Regions from separate parts of the Mus musculus genome. Here region 1 is linked to region 2. The links are chromatin loops, found by intact Hi-C in ENCODE. Cell type or tissue: left cerebral cortex. All regions are shown on one strand. Each heading gives the region's core, and the rest is flanking DNA. Links, peaks and the distances in the headings are about the cores only. Region 1 overlaps Necab1 (N-terminal EF-hand calcium binding protein 1). Region 2 holds the start of Tmem64 (transmembrane protein 64).

The links. Peaks named below come from ENCODE experiments on the same cell type or tissue, not always from the same donor. Only the 100,000 strongest peaks of a DNase experiment are listed, where the experiment ranks them.
Region 1: a loop joins it to region 2, with 2.5 times the contacts of the local background. A loop is called at or near these places in 2 of 42 quality-filtered maps.

What each region holds. Positions count from the first base shown.
Region 1 is chr4:14,957,376-14,965,714 of GRCm38, forward strand. Necab1 (N-terminal EF-hand calcium binding protein 1) reads right to left here. Exons shown (of 13, transcript NM_178617.4): 11 at 2,633-2,710; 12 at 451-542. Among named protein-coding and RNA genes, the nearest start is that of Gm11837, 31 kb to the left of the region's middle. In left cerebral cortex, for the core only: a CTCF peak has its summit at 3,677 (motif pointing right); DNase peaks (open chromatin) are centred at 3,680 and 6,261.
Region 2 is chr4:15,262,179-15,270,517 of GRCm38, forward strand. It overlaps Tmem64 (transmembrane protein 64), which reads left to right and starts at 3,642. Exons shown (of 3, transcript NM_181401.3): 1 at 3,642-4,571. The coding sequence starts at 3,774. Gm51436 (a long non-coding RNA gene) reads left to right here and starts at 4,579. Exons shown (of 2, transcript XR_003955370.1): 1 at 4,579-8,339. In left cerebral cortex, for the core only: no CTCF peak of the experiment used is centred there; DNase peaks (open chromatin) are centred at 3,498, 3,893, 4,170 and 4,392; H3K4me3 peaks cover 4,372 bases; H3K27ac peaks cover 2,321 bases.

The sequences.
Region 1 (8,339 bases), core at 275-8,274, 300 kb before region 2:
AATCTTACGCTTTTCCCAGATTTATAAGACAATCTCATTCCAAACATGTCTCCTCCTGTTCTTTCTCCCACTTACAAACATCATTTTCATAACTATTATAATGAACTTTTCTAACATAATTCTATGATCACTTATTTCAAATTGCATTCAGCATACTAGATTGTAATAAGAAAGCATTTGAATACTTTTTTATGTATATAGGTTGACTTAGATTTTACTAAAATTGTGGTGACCAACTAACTACTAGCACTAGGTTTAATGTAGCTACAAACAAAAAGTCATTAAGGACAAAAGACAATAAAATATTTCTTTCCCCTCCTCAAATTGAAAATGAAGGAACAGGACAGAAAACACCACTGATTAAGTGTGGGAGATCATGCTGTCTTATAAGACAGGGCAGTGGTGGCAGCAAAGCACATAGAAGCATGGAGCACGCTCCAGGATAGTTACCAGGAACTAGCATGGTAGATGTGAGCTCTGGAGTTTCCAAGAAATCCACGTTGCTTCTTTGGAACGTCTTGCTGTAATTCGTCTGGAGGTGGCTGCAAAATGATTGCAGGTTAAAGCTGCACGTATTTAAACCTTCCTAGGTAGAGTACAGCAGAGATCAAATCCAACCTGATGTCAAGATTTGGAGTGGTTTGAACTAAATGCCCAGATATAGTCTGCTCTTGATGCTTATTTAACTTTAGTAGAATCTACAGAGTAGTAATTGTCACAAAATTTAAATGAAAGGCATTTAGGATAAGCATATTAGACATGCTACATTGGGAGGTAGGCTAAATCCCAGGAGAAATGGACAAATGAAAAGCAACTTGATATGTTCATATGTAAAGAACAGGAACTGTAAATTTTCCATGATTGGAGAATGAGGTGGGATTTAAACTATCTTTAACAAGGCCAGAATGCTTGGAGTTGCTGTCAGGGTCCCTGCCTGAAGTGCTATAGTTGGTACTGACTGTGTCTTCATTACTACACAGTGAGTGCCAATTATTTCTCACCAGGCAAGCACTCTGCTGCGTCCCTGGACTGCCCCTTGAAGCCACAAAAAACAATGTAAGATGAAATACAAATCAGTTGAACTTCCCAGACTTCTCTTACCTTTATTACTATATTTAGCACTTCCAAACACTGATAGTGAGAGTTATATTTTCTGTGCTACCTAAAATCACCAGGAACTGTTTATGTAATAGAATAAAAAGTTCCTTCATGTCATATTTAAAATTGCATATTTGTTAGTAAATTTACTAGATTGTGACATAGTACAGCACTGGAATACTTTTAAGTATAGGAGTTGAGTTACACTTAAATAAATTGTGATGACCAACAGCTACCAATATTAGGTTTATTGTAGCTAGAAACATAGTCATTAAGGACAAAAGACAGTAACATATTTCTTCCTCTCTCCAAATTGTCAAGAAAGGAACAGGAAAGAAAACACCATTGATTAAAGTGTGGGAGATCATGAAACAATCACTAAGTACAAAACACTATAAACTACCCCCTGCCCTCAGTTTGAACTATGTTAGCTCCTGTCACTACCCTGGAGCACGCTCTATGCACCCATGTGCTTTCTGCCACCTTTTTATTTTATTTTTTTAAAACATAGCATGATTTTCCACACTTTATAAAAAAAAAATTTTTTTTTTACATTTTTCCTCTCAAAGTTGGTTTGTAACTTTTTCCAATGTCTTTTATTCCTTTTTGTATTTTTTTGGTAATGTTTTAAGGACATTAAAAACATATTGACCACTGTGTATAGTTTAAATGAAGCAGAATGATATTCACAGAGCAAAATGATATAGTTCATGAAGCATGATGCCCAATCACTTATCCTCCTTAACACCCACGGCCCTCGTGTGTTAAGGCTTCTATTGCTGTGAACAGACACCATGATCATGGCAACTCTTATAACGGAAAACTTTTAAATGGGGCTGGCTTGCAGTTCTGAGGTTTTGTTCATTATTAACATGGTGGCATGCAGACAGACATGGTACTGTAGAAGGAGCTGAGAGTTCTACATTTTGACCCACAGGCAGCAGGAGCCTTTCTGTCACACTGGATGTAGCTTGAGCATATGAGACCTCAAAACCTGCCCCCACAGTGACACACTTTCTCCAGCACCACATCCGCTAATAGTGCCACTCCTATGATCCAAGCATTCAAACCATAAGTCTATGGGGTGGGCATTTATTCAAACCACCACACTTGTTGAATTCTGTTTCACCAAGAGCATCAGTAAAATGCAAATACTTAAGGTGGGATCAGTATGAAATAAATTCTGACAACTGTAGGATTTATTGTAACAAGGAAGGCAAGTTTTAAGATGAAGTAAACACCTCAGACCTGGTGGTGCAGGTCTGGAATTCTGGCTAAAGCATTTCAAATTCAAGACATGACTGGGTTATAGAGTAAGTGCAAGATCGTCCTGGGCAACTGAATGGACTTCATTTCAGAGCATAAACTTACAGGGCTTCTGGGATGTAACAGTGATGGAGTGCTTACTCAGCACGCTTAAGTCCTTGGTTCATCTCTAGCACCAAATAAATCTTTTCCAACAGTCTAAACGCTTCATCGTGTACATTGCCACCACCCCCAACAGAAAACAAGTAATTTTTTCCTCGGAACTTACCGGTTCCACACACTGCTGTTCTCCCAGAACTCATAAATCATGTAGCGAGATTCGTTTGAGAGCTTCTGTATAGAGATACTGCAATAGAAAGGCATGATTGGGCCTTGGAAGTTACAGAAGCAGACAGAGGCGTAGGGGAGATGACTCGGGGCAAAGTAGAAATACCAACTCGAAAGATCTTCATGGCAAGCTGTCTAAGTTTGCCTCAATGAAGAATGTGGAGACCAACCAAGGAAGACTTCCAACAGCCTCAGGCCTCCAGGGTGTACATGTGTGCCCACACATTCGCTGACACACATACCCATGACACACTACACTCACACAACCAAAATTTCTCATCTGTATATGTAGTATACAACAATGTTACCTATATGTATAAGAAACAAAGTGGCCTGAGCCAGGAAGAATAGTAAACGGCTTTATCAAGAACTGAATAGCTCAGGGTATCTATTTTGGCATACAGTTTTAGATTAATATCTTTGAACACTTATTCAAAGTTCCTAGTTGTGTATTTTGTGTTTTATATATATCTGTGCACCATTTTCATTCCTGGTGCCCATGGAGGTCAGAAAAGGATATCATATTTCCCTGAAATGAGGGTAAGAGTTGTGAGCCACCACGTGAATATTTCAAATATTCACCAGAGTCCTCTAGAAGAGCAGCTAGTGATCCACTGAGCATCTTTACAGTCCCCCATTTGAAAATGTTACTAAACATCTCTCATGCCAAAATTTACTAAAAATTCTTCGTTTTTAAAACTGTCCTGCTCATGGCCGTGTAGAGTGTAATAGAGGGCAGCTGTCATATAAAGCCTAGAGAAAAGTTAAACAAGCAAGAACACAGATGAGGACGATCCACATCAACATCAGAACAGCGCGACAGAGGGACGTGGCCATGAGGGTCATGAGCTTGTGTAAGAAGAAACAGACCTGAGATGCATGTAAAACTCAATGACATCTTTCTTAGTCTAATGTTTCAAAGTATATTTAAGACTCTACCGATGAAATTAATGCAGATTTAGGATTTACCTATTTGTGACCACCAGGTGGCAGTAACTTCACGAACGGAATTGAAATCTATTTTAGTTTTAAAAGATCCTGCTCATGGCAGTGTGGAGTATGCTTAAAAGATATTTTCTTTCCCTTATTCTTGTAATACTGTTTTTTTTTTAAAATATAATTTGGTCCCTTGGGTATGATGTGCTAATGTTGCCAGTTCAACTTAAGATTTTTCTGAATAAGTGTTTGCTATATGGTAATAGTTTAGTACATCAGAGAGTTTGTAATTTTCTGACCCCAGGAGTTCACGGTAAGCTTTGTGACTTTTCCCATAAGCCTCTGCAGTGGCCTGAAAACTACTGTGCTTATATATGTTTATCTGGGACGAGAACTGATAGCTTATTCAGTGTCTTGAAGGTGTCCCTAATGCTCAAATAGAACCTAATAGTATATCGGGCAAATTTCAACTCTACTTTTTTAGGATAAAGATTAAAACATCCACCCTAATATTTCAGGTCATCATTAATTGCCTCTTGCAAACTAATTATTGATATTACTCATTATATTAAAAGCCCAGTAATTGTGCTATAAAAATATTACATTTTCTGGACTAGCACAGAAAGGCCTATAAACTTAGTAATTCCAGCATTTGAAAGACAGATGCAGGAGGATCTTAAGTTGGAGTCTAGCCTTGGCTAGCTGGTGTGGTATCCCTCAAATAAGCAAGCACTGAAGACATATGTCATTGGTAGAGCACTAGTGTAGCAGGTGTTTGATTCTCAGCCTTGCCCTCCCAGTGAAATTCACATTAGCACAATACCCAAGCTTGTGAAAGACTGAGGATTAGGTAGGAAGGATATTATAGGGTGATGGGGTAAAGAATGTCTTAACAGAACTACCTCTCATCAAGTGTGCCACCTTTAACCCGTTACTCAATCTCAGTTTACCCCTCTGTGAAATGGTTGTATGAGGAATGGAGAGGAGGCCCTCTTACTCTTGGCTTTCTTTCTTCTCTGAGTGCCTGCCCTGCTTAACCCACAGGGCCAAACTAGTGGGAAAAAGAAGTAACAGGAGAGGCACCCCACATTTCTACAAACAGAGGTCTGGGTTTAGTTACCATAGTTTATCTTATCCTTACAGATTAGTGATTAATAATACTTCAGTGCACCCCATTAGTTCTTAAGGGTATCTCAAGATCGAGTCTTGGCATGTAATCCAGACATGGTTCCTAGGCCCCTGGCATTGGAAATATGACCACATCCAAAGGAATTTTGCAGCTGAGAGCCTCAGAGATCACTTAGCTCCAATGGGAAAAAAACAAAACAAAAACAAAAACAAAAACAAAAACTAGCGAATTTTAGGACAAGAATATGATTTGATTTGCCCACTACCTTAATGAGTAGGGATTCTGTTTCCAATGTTTGATCATAAGAAGCATTTGAAGGCAGGAGCTATTTCCTGTCTCGTGTTGAGGACTATTCTAAGAGCACATTGTCTATCCATTTATCCCACTGCTGCTCTCTTACAAAATCTGCTGAACATTTGTAATTGCACAGAAAGTGCGCAGCATATAATGATATATCATTATATAGCAACTCACATGAATGATCTGCCTGAGTTTTTCTCCAAGTGTGTGTGTGTGTGTGTGTGTGTGTGTGTGTGTGTGTGTGTGTACCAGCGTGCATACAGGATGGGTGTGCGGAAGTCAGAGATAAGCTGTGGAAGTCAGTTCTCTTCTTTCATCACATAGATCTCATTGAACTCAGGCCATTGGGCTTGATGGCAAGCACCTTCACACCCTGAGCCACCTTGTTAGCCCTCACCAGTCTTTAAAGACCCAATTGGCCCAGCCTCTGTCTGTCCTCGGACTTCTACTTTCTTGGTGAATACTCAGAACAAGTTCTAATTCAGTTGCCTGAGTCTAACAAGATTATTACTGATATTACTGGAACTTGAAGGATCTTGTGTTTGTACTCAACCCCCAGTTAGTCACAAAGATAATTCAACTATTTTTAAGTACAGATGAGAAAGATTAAACACGCAGTTTTGAGTGAATCTTGAGCAAGTTTTTTAATGCACCAGAGCCCTGTTTTTTTTTTTTTTTTTGTCTAAGCTGGGTGCAATATATGCCTGTAATGATTCCCGTGAAAACTAAATAAGAAAATTGATGCAAAATTGCTAATCTTCTAAGGCTTCACCCCATGGCAGCACTCTTCGTCTTGTGTGGTGAGGCTTGGCTAAGCACTATGGGAGATGAATCCTTGCTAATTCATAGCGCTTCACCGACTCAGCACTAGGCAGCTGTGGAGGGTACACAGGATCCCAATGGCTGACATTAGTGGCATTTGATGATTCAACAACACATAGAGAACATAACTGATTCACTTATACATCTGAAAAAACTGAATTAAATGGGCAATGTCTCTTCCACAGGTGTTCCACCCGTGTGGTCGTTTTCTGACACTCATTACATCTGTATACATCCTGACGACCCCTGCAAACGAAATTAGCTGCAGAATCTGCATGAAGTGCATGAAGTCCACTAAGAAACACAGCGGTGTTTGAAGGAAAAGGCAAGGCTGCACGTCTATCCTTCAGGAAATGGATTCTCTCCTCTCCTCGCCTCCATGCACAGCAGGGACAGTTCTTCCTGATTCCGCATGGTTTGCACCAAGCATCACAGATTTTCTAACTCTCTGACCCACCCACAGCAGGTTCCTTCTCTTCTGGGGCTATTTGCACCCAGGTTCCACAGCATTTGAAAATAGTGTTTCAGAATCTTGAAAACTTTTGTACCTTTTTAATGAATATAAAACATCTAACCAGCATGGGAATTTGGCATAGACTTTTCTTCTTTCTATCTTTGTCAGTTCAAAAAGCATTTACTGAGTTCAACCTTCTTCAATTGCATAGGTGCCTTTCTGTATTTTTGAAGCAGTTTTATTTTTAAATGAGTAGGCTTTGAAAAACTACATACACCCCTGCCTTGGCAAATCTCTAATTCTTCCAAGAGTAAAATGCTTTTATTTGTGCTTTTATGACCCTGACACAAAGTAGAATAGCAATCAAGGAAGTGCAGCCTTTCCTAGTGTCTGTTACAGAGGCCACACTGGGAAGTTGTGAGGAGTTAGTGATGCTCATACTGCAGAGATGGGAGAGCAGCCAGGAAGAAGGCATTGGTGACTGCAGCTCACATTTCATTCCTCAGTGGATGGAAGATACTGTTGGGTAGTTCACACATAAACGTTACATATAAACATTTCATGAGACGTGTGTGTGTGTGTGTGTGTGTGTGTGTGTGTGTGTGTGTACTAAGGATTGAATCCAAAGGCTAATACATGCTAGTCAAGTTCTACCTCTGTAGTACATTCATAATTCTTTCTGTGTTTGAGAGAAAGTCTCACTAAAATTGCCCAGGTTGGACTTGAACTCATTCTGTCACTTCGGCAATGCCTCATTGCGTTATCTTCCTGTCTCAAGGAGCTGGGACCACAGGCCGGTGTGAGCATGTCTGCCTTCATGAGGTTCTTGATGATGAAAGTTGAGGTTTGCAGTCAGTGAGATTGCCCAAGACACAAGGCTGTGTATCCCTGGCTTTAATTCCCGTTTCCTTCTAGCTTTTTTCCCAAGACCTGATAAGTAGGTTTCACCATAAATAAAAAATTAATTAACCACCAGGAAGAAGAGCAGAACACAGACATAATACATGTGTTTCTATGAAGACAGTTGTACATCACACAAACACACATCTGCTAATGTTTAAAGACCATTAGGGAATGCAGTTGAAATAATTTCACAGGAAGGGGTATATGTTGTGGAAGTTTTCTGAAAACAGGTGAGTTTGGGCCTGTGCTGTGGATGTCTGACAGCATGAGAGAGCAGCTGAGTGGATATTTAAGGAGCAGCCTGGCCAGGTCTGAGGCATGTTAAGAAGCAACACATACTGCTGGATTATGGACAGATGACCGTGTATATGGGATTCCGTGTCTAGACAAAGAGCTAGCATTCGACAGGATATGCCTTGGAGGGGCACTGTAGAGTTCCCATGGCAGGAATTCTACCATTGTTTGTGGAAAATGATGCACATACTGATTTACGGGACCAGTCATATCAAGAAACTACAGATGCAGTTTAGCATGTTCTATTACTCTTTACATAACAGCTGAGAGGAAGCTATGAAGTGAAGAGAGAAAATAAATGCTGCCGCTGCTTCTGTGAAATAATCATGGTCTGAGAGCATAATTTTGGAGAGCCCTTCTATTTCCACAATGGCAGAAATGATCATTAGTCCACAGGGCAATCAAAGCCAGACCCCCATGAGTGAAAGCCTTCTCTACAAAGATGATTTTCAACGAGTGCTGGTTGCTGTGTGCAGAAGGGGGAAATTTCGATCTATTTGAAACCTTCCTCATTCACAGTTTATTTCCATTTTATTTCCCTCGGTGTGCCAAATGATTAAATCAACGCTGGTTCAAGGATCAAACAAAATATCCTGCTAAACTCTGCAAATGTCATAACCTAGATGGCTGGATGGCTCCGCAGAATTTAACAGGAGGATTTGAAAATGCCTATATAAAGGAAGGCTACTGGTTTTTCTGAGTTAATTTTGTGTCCGGCCACTTTACAGAAGGTGTTTATCAGCTTGATAATTTTTCTCTGGTGGAAGTTTTGGGGTCACTTGTGTATACGCTATCATATTATCTGCAACT
Region 2 (8,339 bases), core at 9-8,008:
GGAGATCAGGATGAAGGTTTCTTAAAAAGAAATAAACAAAAAGCAACCAAGCATGTCCCAGAATTTTTCCTGTCCAATTACATTAGGGCAGCAGGAGGCCTGTGATTGGACAGGGAAAAGGAAGGCCGAGCTAAGAGTTGAAGAGCCAGAGAGCATCCCAGGGGAGAAAGAGAAAGATGGAGGCAGACGTGCACCATGGTGGCTTTAACCAGCCACAGGTAGTTATGATATCATAAGGTTAGAATAATTAGGATATAGCTTTTATCATTATCAATTGGTTCTGAAATTATTGTATTGGCTTCTTGTAAATTGAGAATTTATTGATACATAAATCTGATTGGTTAATTATAAGGTTCAAGAGTTTTGCTTTACTTGGTTACTGGTATGTGGGACTTCTGATGGCAGAGAGGGAACTAGAGGCTCCAGGGACAAGTGAGCCAGATGCTGGGGGTGGGGGGTGCGGCTGGAGAGAGTTGATGGTGGCAGGAGCTCCAGAAGCCTGTTGGCCCCTCTGGGGAGTTGGCGGGTTGAGAGAAGCAGGAGCTCAGAGAATTGACAGGTTCATTTTTTAATATTTCCTGAAACACAAGCAAACCAAAAACTTTATATTATAAATAAACAAAAAAACCTATTCCACTATACCATTCCTGGATGAATATACCCAAAGGACACTGTAATGTACTATGGAGGTACTTGCATATTCACGTTTATGGCTGCTAAGAAATGGAACCTTCCTATAAACATACTAAGGAAAAGAATAGATCCAGAAAATGTGTTACATATGTGATACATAAACATAAGCAATTTTTCTTCAGCTCCAATGAACTTATGACGTTGTAGAAATAAAGATGTAACACATCTTTTTTTTTTTTTTTTTTTGGTTTTTCGAGACAGGGTTTCTCTGTGTAACCCTGGCTGTCTTGGAACTCACTCTGTAGACCAGGCTGGCCTTGAACTCAGAGATCTGCCTGCCTCTGCCTCCCAAGTGCTGGGATTAAAGGCGTGCGGCACCACTGCCCTGCTGTAACACATCTTTTAAGTAAACTAAACCAGACTCAAAGACTTACTCTCACATATGTGAAACCATGTATGTGTGTGTGTGTGTGTGTGTGTGTGTGTGTGTGTGTGTGTGTGTTGAACTACAAAGTCAGAGGTCTGAAGGAAGCAGGGAAGAGTGAAAGAGATGGTTACAGAATATACAAATTGTTACATGAATGAAGAAGGGAATTAAGCGGGAAGGAGACTATTAAGAGTGGGTCAGGGGGAGAGGAAGACAATAGGAGAGTGGGGCAATAAGAACAAATTATGTATTAAAACTCCATAATGAACACATGACTTGGGAGGTTAACCTAAAATTCAAAGTCTGTCAGGTATTCTAGGAAGCTAGGTTATCCGGCCTCACCAGACAATAAAAATGGCAACTTCCACAGTGTCTTTAGTTGGGGAAGACAGACAGTGAAGGATAAAATACACAGGGAAATCTCAGGCAGGGCTTGTGCTAGGAGAAAAGTACCACAGCTCTTTGGCAGGCAGACTGGTCCTTCAGATGAGAGTCATCAGGGCTGTCATCTTTGAACAGAGGCCTGCAGAGCTTAATATGAGTAAGGAAAGGGAAACTAGACTTTCTAAGAGACAAGGGAAGACTATTCACCAGAGAGAGGTCAGCAGAGGTAGAGTGTGAACAACCTCAAGTAGGAGACTTGCGAATGCAAGAGAGAGCTAGGAGGCCAGTGTGCTAGTGTGGGAAGGGCAAGGGCAGTGAGGTAGGGATGGCAGCCAGGTGAGGTCATAAACACCTTTGTAGGCCAGGGGAGAGAGTTAATATTTTCCCATAAGGGTTTTAGGCTGATCATGCTGTGTAATGCAGCAAGGCAAGCCTCCTTTCCCATTGTAAAATGTAATCTTCATAATTCTACAAGAAATAAATTCTAGTGGCACAAGAGTGGAAACGTCCAGTTACAGTTTACACTGCAGTGGCCAGAGCACTGTGCCCAGTGGACACAGATGGTTATCTTGGATAGGCATGTGCTGCATAAATATGGGTGAACTGATCCAAGACTGGCCTGTGCAGAGCGCTGGCAGCCCAAGAGCTGGCTCAGAGCTAAGGGCTCCGCATCTGGATTTTAGTCTGCAATGTGAACTGGAAGCGAACACAAGGCTTCTGTACGGTATGGGAGTAAATGACAGAGCAGAAACGGAAATAGGAGTGCCTAGATGATGATGATGATCATCATCATAAAATATTAAGTAATATTTCGGCAGTCTTTCGGATTCTCTTCACAAGGTCCAAGTAGCATATTGATGCCTCAAGGTTTAATTTCTCAGACTTATTCTCATTCACACCAGTCAGAAGTGATGATATCACAGTGCCCTGATAATATAACTCTCACATGTCCGTGGTTTTTCTTCTCACTCATTTATATACTTCCATCAAGAAGTAACTGGGATTCTTACTCTTCACTCTGTGGAACACCAATAATTGACAATGGCAAAGAGAGAAAGGATTTTGGAAGGTTCCTAAAGCATCTAAAAGCTAGTCACAAGTCACTTGGCAGAATATATCGTGGAGACTGACCCAAACACGAGGCCTGGACATAGAAGTCAGCCTACTATGACCGAGTAGAGAATACAGGGAATATTTAGTACACCTACTACTATTCAGTCATCCATAACCATGGTCTTAACGGTTGCCTGTGTATCAATGTCAAAATTTCTAGGAGTGATAATTCATGTCAACGCCATATTCCTATTTTCAAACATCCACTGGAATGCCACTTTTGGGTGGATATCATGGACATCTCAACTCTGATGCATCAACTTCATTTGTACATAGTTGTAATATTTTCCTTAAGTCAATGGCTTTCTTCTATCTACTATCTCAGATAAGAACTCTAGCTAACATCTTTGATTCCTTACCTTGCTCTCCTAGCACTGGGTCAGTCATAAGTCTATACATAGCTCGTGAAAGGGCTGGTAACAGCAACCCTTTTTATAAAGGTCTTTTGAGGAATCTTTTCCACTCTACGCAGCACAGTGCTTGGCATTCAGGAAAGGACTAGGGTCTAGAAGGCACATTCTCTGAAGAGTGGCTCTTCACAACCAATTCCCTGGGCTCCTAAACAACCGAGTTATCTAGAAGCCACTGGGAGACTTTGCTCTCTGGGATGGTACAATTATCCTCCTACGAACAGATAAGAACTCCTCCCCTAAAGTCGCCAGACAGCTTTTGGGGGAGAGCGACACCCCACTGCTGGTTTGCAGGAAAGGTCAATCAGAAGCCAAAGAGAGGCACTTGGCAAGAGTCCCAGCAGCTGCGGCCAAGGGTCTTTGACACGCAGGCACGCGCGCGCCCGTGGAAGCTGAGAGCGCGCAGCCCCGGGTCCCCTTTCCGCTTCCCGTGGCCTCCCTCCGCCTCACTCTTCTGCCCCGGGCAGCCGAGGCCTCCGTTGCCTGAGAGACGCGGGTACCTCGCCACTCATCCGCAGCACCAGCCGGGCGTCACGGGGGCGTGACCGACCACCCAGCTATGTCTCCGCCCCCTCTGCGCGTGCCCCGCCCCTCGGGCCCAAGGGGGCGGGCTCTGCGGGCGCGGGGTCCAGACTCGACCGACTCCCGGCGGGACCGCGTCTCGACCGCCGCTGCCGCCCTTCTCCGGCCGTTCCCTCCCCGCGAGAGGACGCAGGGAGCCGAGGCCTGGCGTGCGGGGTGCCATGGAAGGCCGCAGGCGGGGGGACGCGGCGGGAGTGGAGACACTGGCCGGCTGAGGCCGAGGCATGCGGAACCCCGGTGGGAGCCTGCCCCACACGCTGCCCCGGGCCTTGCAGCACGCCGGTCGGACGGGAGTCGTGGAGCAGCCGGGCCGCTGGGCACCGGAGCGGACAGCGGGAGGGGACCGCTCGGAGGACCGCCTTCCCCGCGGGGGCGGGGCCAGCGCGGCGGCGGCTGCTGCTGCGGCGGCGGCCTCGGGCGCCCTGCTCGGCGCCTATCTGGAGCGCCACGGTCTGCCCGCGGCCTCGGACTTGCCGGCGCCGGCCGGGGCGTTGGCAGGCGGCCCCGGGAGCGGCGGCGGCGTGGTGGTCGGGGTGGCCGAGGTGAGAAACTGGCGCTGCTGCTGCCTCGGCAGCACCTGTTGGTGCCGGAGCCTCGTGCTGGTGTGCGTGCTGGCCGCCCTGTGCTTCGCTTCCCTGGCCCTGGTCCGCCGCTACCTGCAGCACCTCCTGCTCTGGGTGGAGAGCCTCGACTCGCTGCTCGGTGTCCTGCTCTTCGTCGTGGGCTTCATCGTGGTCTCCTTCCCCTGCGGTTGGGGCTACATCGTGCTTAATGTGGCGGCCGGCTACCTGTACGGCTTCGTGCTAGGCATGGGGCTCATGGTGGTGGGCGTCCTCATTGGCACCTTTATCGCTCATGTGGTCTGCAAGCGGCTACTCACCGCCTGGGTGGCTGCCAGGATCCAGAACAGCGACAAGCTGAGCGCCGTTATCCGCGTCGTGGAGGGAGGAAGCGGCCTGAAGGTGGTGGCGCTGGCCCGGCTGACTCCCATACCTTTTGGGCTTCAGAATGCAGTGTTTTCGGTAAGTGGGGTCCCCCTGGCCCCTCCTTCTCGTGCTCTCTCCAAATTTGTCTTTTAGAGGCCTTGTGACCACCCTAGGAGGCGCTCTGTATGACAGAAGAGTCATTGACATTTTTATGGCACCCTGAAAAAAATTACACTACAAATTCATATAACACAGCCCCTTGGAAGACCTGATAAAGAACTATCCCCCCCCCCCCCCCCCGTGCGTGTGTTTGTGTATGAGTTTGATAAAAAAAAAGTACTTTGGTAGCTCTTGAGCCATAAAGCTTTGTGACTTGACTTCCCCAGCTTTCTCTCTGCCCTGCATAAATGCAGCAGGGTTCAGATTCAGGTTTCTGGTTATATTGGAGCATGGATCGCTTTTGTTTTTAACAGTGGAGGAGGAGACAGCAGTAGACCCCAAGTTCTTGGAGTTTCCTAAATTTGTAGTAAGCTTCTTAAAAGTAGTTTGCTGTCTTGGAAAAGCTGAGAATCCTGTTTATCTTTGTTTAGAACTCTATTTGAAGTCACCTGGGTGGTTCATAAAAACAAAATGAGCACCGGCTCTTCTTACACACATTATCTAAAGACTCTTGCACTTATGGTCAGAGGTTTAGTTTATTCTGTGTAGGCTTCTATAGCGAGGATGCACCTGAGTTAAAGGTATAAATCATTGCTGGTGAGGTGGCAACCACTTGATGGGAACTTTATGGCCTTAGGACAAATTATGAAACCTAATCCGACTATGTTTTGTTTTCTAGCCCAGGCTATCCTAGAACTCACTGAGTAGCTCAGGCTGACCCTAGACTGGCAGTGATTCTCCTGCCTCAACCTCCCTTAGTGCTGTATTACAAACATGAATCCCCATGCCCAGCTTTGACTTTCCAGAAAAAAGACTGAATGGGTTTCCCACATTCAGTGATTGCACATTAGAGTTCATACCTGAGATTCCCAGGTATGCACCCGTCAACTGAAAGGAAACTGCATGTATTGAGAGATAGCAGTAAGTTTGGCCTCAGCCTTTCTCAGCTTTTATTGTTTCATGTTGTGAAATATGAACATAAACTTTGATCAGCCTTATAATAGATCAGCTGTACCAAGGCTTGGAAATATGATGGAGGATTAGGAGCATGTATAGTTTTAATTCTGGTGGTGTGATCTGTCTCTGGCACAACCTGCATCTTTTCTTGTCTACATAGTATGTGACAACTGCTATTCTAGGCTCTCTCCAGGTATCTTCCATTCTTCAGCTGGTACACATGACTTCCAATAGTTGTTGCCTACAACAGATGAGAAGACTATGCTGGTAGTCTGCTGTCCTGTCTTAGGCGTCTGCTGACCTTGGCTAAGGTGTCTTGTTCTTTCTGCACCTTAATTTGTTTGCAAAGTGAGGAAAGTATTGGGCCTGGCCTGTTAGGCTACTGGGATTACATGTGATATATATGTAAGAGTCTGACTTGCATTTCAGTGTTTATCTACTGTTTGCTCTTTATGTTGTAATCACCTATGGTCGTCTCGGAAGTAAATAAGTGGTAGAGCCAGACTTTGACCTATGGCTTAGACAGAGCCTCAGCCTGTGGCCCTCTCTGTTTCTTCATGGAATATTTATTAGCTAGTAAAGTCATGGATATTGAGGAAGATATATACTGATTACAACTTTTTCCTTTCCTAATGTCTCGTATATATTAAATTCATAAGAAGTACTATACTACTGCAAATAGTTTGAGGTTACTCAGTTTGTAGTTGAGTTTAACAGGGGTCAGGAGCCTTTCATTTTGGCATTACTGGATCAGGAGAAAAAAATAAAAAATTCTATTACAGGAGGATATTGTTACCATTTTAGATAGAAGAAAACAAAGCCTCATTTATTTATCTTGGAACTTTTAGAGTCACCTGCCGAGGCAGAACTGCAGTTGCAACATGTAATCAGCTGATGCAGTGTGTGTTTCTATACAGTTCTCAAACACAAACAGGCAGGATAGGTCAGGAAGCCACTGGATATGGTCTGTTGATTCACATCCTCCTCGGCTGTCTTCTCGCAGGAGAGGCCCTTTCAACCTCAGCAGTTGGCTGTGCTTGCTCAGGATCTGTGAGACGAGAAAGCACAGTGTAGGGTGAAGTTGGCTTTAACCTGATTTCTCCCTTTCGCCTTCTAGACCGTCATTGTGCCTCCACCCTCAAGGCTTCCTGCCGATCATACCTAGCCAAGCATACTTTTTGGTCTTCTACTTTTCTCCTTATTGAGTCTTTTAAAGTACTGCCCCCCTCCTGTTGAGACTAACTTCTCATTTTCTCAATGACCATGAATATAATTAGCGCAAAGAGAAACTTAGGTATAAAAGTCAGACAAAGCACAGGTTTTGAAAAAATAGTCTTTGCTTGGTTCCTGCTACGTGACATCTATGCTTCCTCATTTGTAGGTGCTGTAGAGTCATGCGTATCTACTAAGCTACTGCTTTGAAGGCATTATTTTTCCTTGCCCATCCTATTGTTGGTGCAGAAGCCAGTTGTAAAAGTTGAGTATATGGAAAATGAAAAAGGGCTCCCTTTGCTTCTAATTATTAACCATAATTCTTTAATTCTCTCTTGTATGCTAGAAAGAGATTAGCAAGCTCACACACAACATTTGATACTCTCAAAATAGAAAATATCACTACATAGTATTGATCCTTGAGCTATAAGAAACAAAATTCTTCAAGTGTGTTTCTCTCTCCCATCATTTCTTCTGGGGAACAGGTAAAACCTCTCCCTCTCTGCAGGGCCATTGGCGAAACCCTGTATCTGCAGGAAACCCTGTATCTGCAGGAAACCCTGTATCTGCAGGAAACCCTGTATCTGCAGGAAACCCTGTATCTGCAGGTCTCGTTGCATGTTGTCCTGATCTCGGGACTTAGAGTTTGCGTCTTGCTGAGGACGGTTCCTAACTGGACACATTTGAGATGGCTTGTATGCTTTTCTTACTAGAGTATTCATGGTAGCCTAAATTAGGCTGTAGTGATAACTTCTAGTTTTCGGTGGCCCAAAAGGGAAGTTTTATTCTGCTTGGTATGGGTTGTGTCAAACTTAGCTTTGGGGAAGGACCCACTGCCGTATGTTGTTTTGACTCTGGAATTTGGGCTGGCAGAGCCATTGCTTTGCACTTGGTTGCTGTCAGTAAGGAACTGCATTTTCTGCTTTAAAGTGTCGCTTGTAGTGATCTCGATTTTTCCTAGCCTGAGCAAGCTACACGGTCATGGGCATGAGCAAGTTGCCTGTCGTATTCTGTGAGTTCACATACCCTCCTTTGACTTCAGTTTTAAAGGAAAGGAACTAGATGACTGAGTTCACCATGTTGTGTGATTCTAAACTAGAGTTCACATTGAGATCCCCAGACACTCAGCCTTTCAACTTTTACCATTTTGCAGTTATGTACGATGAACATAAATTTTGACCAACTTTACAATAATTTACAATAATTTAAAATTTAAAAAATTTACAATAATAAATTTGTTCCAAGACTTTAAGAAATGACTGGGTTCAAATACATGACCAAGTTGCGTTGCCTTGAGCTTGGTTGCTCAGAACAGTGAGTTAATTCTGGACTTTGACGGGTCCTTTGTAGCGGATCTCACCTTTTCCTGGCCTGACCCCACAGCATGATGATGGTGTGGCAGTAGGAGAGAGTAGAGCAGCTAGCATAGACTTAATGCCTCTGGTACTTGGCATGCTGTCCACACACCAAGTGTTAATCAAGCCCGAGTCCTGTGAGCATTGCCTCCTGACAGACACTTCAGTCTAGCCTACTACC